Regions from separate parts of the Homo sapiens genome. Here region 1 is linked to region 2. The links are chromatin contacts, found by Hi-C or POLR2A ChIA-PET in ENCODE. All regions are on one chromosome and are shown on one strand. The core of a region is the stretch at or near the end of the contact, and the rest is flanking DNA. Distances in the headings are between cores, read along the strand shown. Region 1 has its middle 84 kb from the start of IYD. Region 2 has its middle 50 kb from the start of IYD.

Region 1 (2,700 bases), core at 189-2,688, 34 kb after region 2:
TGTTTACTTTTTTTCAAAAGCAACATTATCAGTTTGACTCCTTTAGATTGCCTAACTTCTTTCTTCTAAAAGTAAGGGGCAGAAAACAATTAAGTCAGTGATCTTATTGGTGAGTCTGGGGAGCACAGTGGACATACCAGCTTGACACACTTCTCAGGAATAAGCTGTTGCTTTGTAAGTGGGTGAAAAAGGCTTCAACCTGCCCTGGTGCCTAAGAGGCAGAATCTCAGATAAGGGTGGACGGACCATGCAAACAGGTGCTTCACACACAAATCACAGGAAAAGCCTCTGGATGTGAAGTGTGAAAAGAACCGCTCACCACCCAGTGGCCTTATCAGTGACAGTGGCGCGTGTGCATGCACACAGGGCTCTTTGTGGGCCATCCCGGGGGCGTCTTTGAATTACCAAGGACAGGACACTAGCAGAAGGGGTCGGCAAACAGCTTCTGCGTTCTTGAGCTGAGTTGGAAGGATGAGAGGTTCAGAGGTAGCGGAGGGGAAAAGATGTTCAGCTAGAGAGGAGTTAGGAGGCTTTCAGCACTCTATCCCTTTACGAAGGCTTTGTGCAATATGACTGAGGGACGTTTGCTCGCACAGCTGACTTTCTCATTGCTTGATATACAGTTGCGGATAAACCTGTCATCAGTGAGCTAATGAGCAGGCCCTTGTGCTGCTGCCTAGCACAGACAAGAGCCACAGGCACACCGTGATGCCTTTGGAGCCTGTTTTTTCCAATTGAGGCATTTGAAATATGTCCTGCACCATGGAACATTAGTGATATTTTGAAATGAAAAAAGGAGCTGTTTCTCCAGCTCAGGGCCCAGTATTGGTAGATTGGTAGTAAGGCTGTTTCCTGTGATCCTCAGCAGGCAGGCATGTTGCCTGCTGGGCGTTTTCCTTCATATTTCATTACATCTCCTGGAAACGATCTTGCCCTAGAGGCCTGGTTGTGTTTGAAGAAACATGGTCCTTAGATCTGCAGCTTCAACACCGGGAAGCATCGCTCCAAGTAGTGGGGCTAGAGGAGCGCTCTGGAAAGCCAGCAGTAGAACATTCCTCCGTTTCCACCGAGACAGGCCTCTTAGAAAGGCCAGCCTCCAGGCCACACACTTGCTTGGTCCTGGAGTCACTGAAGGCCTCTCTCACTGGTTCAGTGTTCCTTCCTCTAGGCCAGGCTGTTTCCACACCTATGACCCGGTGTTAAAACCAGGCCCATGTGTGACCGTGTGGGCCACAGAATATAAAGTAGACACCCCGTTTTTTTGGATTGTTTCCTAATGTTCATGATTCCTGGCAACTGAAAAGTGCTTCCAGGGACAGGACTTACGGTGGGGCGGAAGAGGGAGGAGAGGAAAGTGATGTGAATACTGCTGACACCGTGGAAAGGCTGCTGGGAGGGCCCCTGAATCAGCAGGAGTTCACCTTCCTTCCCGTCCCGCTCTCCAGGCCCCAGTGCTGGGGTCAGCAGTTCATGCATAAGAAATCAGGATTCTTTGGAGCAATTCATGCTGCCAAATGCACACTGACATTCCAGGCCAAACCCCACTCCGCATTTGAAGGTCACTTGGCCTGCGTCAAGCACACTTGACAATTGCTCAAAGGGAAATGAGGGAATTGTTTTGTATAAATGAGTCAACTTACCTTCAATGAACACCACTGGAAATGAACCTGGCAATGATAGACGAGTTTGCATGGCTTTACCTAAGCACCGTCATAAATTATGGCATGTATTATGTACCTCTCAGCTTATGCTCTATGTCAAGTATGGGGAAGAAAATAATACAGTCTAGGCAATTTCAGCAAGACTGGGGTCAACTTGTTAGGAGCATGTGTTCACATGTCAGTGACCTGCAGTAAGGAAAAGAGAAATGAACATAGTCCAAGGTGGGAGGTAACCAGCACCAACCTCTTCCTTCCCCCCATATGGCCACCCTTGGTGTCAGCTTCTCCTAGGGGTGGCTGGCCACCTACCTCTCAGGGGGAGGTGGAATTAGACACCCAACGCACAGCACTGTGGACACTGGCAGGAGGCCTGGGACAGGCTGAGGGGATAAAGAGGTACCCTGCAGAGCATGGTTAACCTGCACCAGGGACAATGAAGAGTTGGATATGCAGATACCTGGATAAACATTGGAAAATACACTCAGTTTGAGAAAATATTTACAAGCGATTCAGGGAAGAGGATGAGTCCATGATGCTGTGGGTAGTAAATTAACAACCATATATATTGTATGCTGAGACAAAACAGGATTGGGAGAAGTCATTTTCATATAAGAGAAAAGTGGGTTTTCCCCATCTTTTCCAACTTGTGCTGCAAGCTCCAATGATGCTGCTGGAGAAAAACTTATCTCATGGAGTTGTTGGCTACTTCGTATGGTGATACAAGGTAGAGGTAACCTCAGACACTCTTTCAGCCCTTTTATGATCCATGTTAACTCCCTCCATCATGAAACTGGCAAAGGGATTCACAATCCTCACTGGGTTCTCAAAAACATTTACCACTTAGACATAAATTTTCACCTGAAGTCAGATTACATAGCTATATGCAAAAAGGAAGCAAAAGATCTTTACAGTCAGTTTCCCACTAATCCCCAAGACATGCTCGGTAGGAGGGCAGGAAGAATAAATCCAACCTCGACATCTGCAGAGAAGCCCAAAGCTCTGCCAGAGACCCCTTGGGGTTGGCTGCTGCGGTCACCTG
Region 2 (2,700 bases), core at 30-2,529:
GAAAGAGAAGCCTGCATCTCCTCTCCTCAGCAGATAAACATCTGGGGACAGTGACAAAGCCCACAGACCCTGATGGTGTCTTTGATATACAGCCACAATACGCATTTTGACACCGAGTAGATGCTTTTAGATGATGAAATCAGTGGTTTGAATTGAGGCATTTGTGTGAAGTTCATGAGCTTTCATGCCATGATTGGCTTAAGTAATTCAGAACTAGCTGCGTGTGGGTGCCGTGGAAATACTCTTTCAATCTCTTTCTTATTGGGCCATTTTTGTGCAAAAGAAATTGCTGTTTTAATGGCAAAACCAGCAATTACTTTTGCACCTACCCAAGAGTTCATGGGATATTCAAAGCAATTTTCCGAACTGTATCCTCCAACTCGAGGCAGTTACTGTGAAACCACTAGATGGCACAGTCATGCTAGATGTAATCAAGACTTCAGCAGAAATGAAAAAGTGAGTCTTGCTAGATTACTTCATCAGATACTTAAGCTGTAGTTTACTTCCCCTCTCCAAAATTTTTCTACGTGTTAGTAATTTATGTCTTCCAGATCGTGTAAATACAGATGTGTTAGACTTAGTCATCTAAATCAATTGTTCAGTGACTACAGCCAAACTATAAAAAATGATTACTTCTCTTTGTTTTCAGTTCAAGTATTTTTACTATTCCTTTGCCACACATTTATTTTTCATACAGTTACATCAGCGCCCTGGGTCCCTTTTCTTTTGTACACATAGTGATAGAGAGGGAAATTACTCATCTCCAACGTCCTGGAAATTGTTTTCCAGCGCATAAATTTCCTAGCCCTCTGAAAGATGTCAATCATTTTCTTTAGCAGGGCATTAGGGAACTCCAGCTTTCCGAAAGATGTTAGGAAAGAAATGTCATGTCCGAAGACACAAAGTAAATGATTACTTTCTTCACCCAGCTTTATTTGTCATTTGTCTTAAAAAAAAAAATAGGAGAAGTGTTTTATTCACAGTCAGAGGCTAGGGCAGCAAGACAAGGCACGTTAGTGAGGCTGTAAATACCACTGTGTCCACGTTCACTTAACACAACGCCATCTCCCAGCGCAGCCCCAGCCCCTCTGCACCCCCCGCCCCACTGCACCCCTTAATGCCAGAAACACTCAGGCCCCCCGAAAGTTTAGTAGGGCTGCATTTAGAACAAGTCCAGAGCCAACAAAGGAAAATAGTGGAAGACACTTAGGAGGGAGAAGAGAGAAATGAAATTTATTTAGCCCGAGGTCCCCACGCCATGAATGTGGCCAGCAGGGGGCTTCTCGTGCGGACGCTCAAAGCCGGAAGAGCCAGCAGGCACGGAAGCCCTCGTGGGAGCCGGGAGTTCCATGGCGAGGCCCCCCGCTGCTGCCCCAAGAAACGCTTGGGTTTGAGATCTCAGGAAACACGGAGAGCCCCCACTGCGATGGTGACGGCCCTGGAGTGGGTGGTGCTAAGGAAAGGGCAGCACACCCTTGAGGGCGGGAAGTGAATGGGGTGAGAGTTGGCACTGCTGGCCATGTTTTCCTCCATTTCCTTATGGGACTCAGTTTCCTCAAAGGAAGAACCAAAATGAATAAAGTCTGATATGGTTTGGCTGTGTCCCCACCCAAATCTCACCTTGAATTGTAGCTCCCATAATTCCCACATGCAGTGGGAGGGACCCCCTAGGAGGTAATTGAATTGGGAGGGTGGGCCTTTTCCGTGCTATTCTTGTGATAGTGAGTAAGTCTTATGAGATCTGATGGTTTTATGAAGGGCAGTTCCCCTCCACACGCTCTCTTGCCTGCCTCCATGTAAGATGTGTCTTGGTTCCTCTTCGTCCTCTGCCATGATTGTGAGGCCTCCCCAGCCACATGGAACTGTGAGTCAATTAAACTTCTTTCCTTTATAAATTACGCAGCCTTGGGTATGTCTTTATTAGCAGCCTGAGAACAGACTAATACAGAATCTAGTTTTTTATACAAAGAGATTGAGAAACAGCCCTTGATTGTGCTGACAAGATTTTAGGAGCTGTTTATAAGCGCCCTACTGAGGACTCTGGAGATGATCCTTCATTCTAGAATTATAAGGTTAAAGTTGTTTGTTTGTTTTTTCTACTTGCCTAGTCCTTGGTGTATATAAAGAATCTTGTGGTACTTTGGTATTTATTAAGAGATAGAGAGTCTTTAATTTTTGAATACATTGGATCAATTTTTATATAGTATTGCATTTTTTATAACCCTTATTTACTTTTTATTTTTAAACCCCACCGTCTTCTCTATTCTCTTGACCCAGATGTCATGTAATAAGTTATGACATTATACATTTTCACCTTAGAGCTATGTTCTGGGGCTTGGCGCTCCTATTATTTAAAAAATGGTATCTTCTATGAGAAAACATGAATATTAAAGTAGACATGAATTTAGTTTTGTATAATTAAATTGAATCCCAGGATGGCAAAGATTTAAATATGATTTATACTTGGCATTAGTAGCAGCAAGTAATACTTGCTGCAGTAACAAAAAACCATTTCAGTGGCTTTGTACAATGAAGGTTTATTTCTCACTCTCATCACCATTCAACAGAGAGAGAGCCCTGCTCCATACATTCATTCAGGGATCCAGGCTCTTTCAAACTGGTTGCTCTGTCATCTTCTAGTACCATGGTTCCCTCTACCAATGCTTTGCATCCTATCAACAGGTGACAAAAGAGAGGGCA

What was found. Hi-C counts contacts between places; a loop is a spot of excess contacts on that map. ChIA-PET counts read pairs that join two places held with the same protein, here RNA polymerase II (POLR2A). Pooled maps may share reads with other maps.
Region 1: a loop to region 2 is called in a pooled map of heart left ventricle, with 2.2 times the contacts of the local background. The contact joins two enhancer-like sites. A Hi-C loop is called at or near these places in 1 of 168 maps with a recorded cell type or tissue (CD4-positive, alpha-beta memory T cell), 1 of 37 single-sample maps with no recorded cell type and 3 of 50 pooled maps. POLR2A ChIA-PET finds 5 or more read pairs at or near these places in 1 of 52 experiments (activated CD4-positive, alpha-beta T cell).

What each region holds. Positions count from the first base shown.
Region 1 is chr6:150,451,559-150,454,258 of GRCh38, forward strand. No RefSeq gene overlaps it. Among named protein-coding and RNA genes, the nearest start is that of IYD, 84 kb to the left of the region's middle. Within about 2 kb of position 1,439, at least 6 of the 41 ENCODE cell types and tissues checked have a DNase peak (open chromatin) inside an H3K27ac peak, as active enhancers do.
Region 2 is chr6:150,417,937-150,420,636 of GRCh38, forward strand. No RefSeq gene overlaps it. Among named protein-coding and RNA genes, the nearest start is that of IYD, 50 kb to the left of the region's middle. RefSeq lists enhancers at 896-1,464, 1,157-1,451, 1,465-2,031. Within about 2 kb of position 1,280, at least 28 of the 41 ENCODE cell types and tissues checked have a DNase peak (open chromatin) inside an H3K27ac peak, as active enhancers do.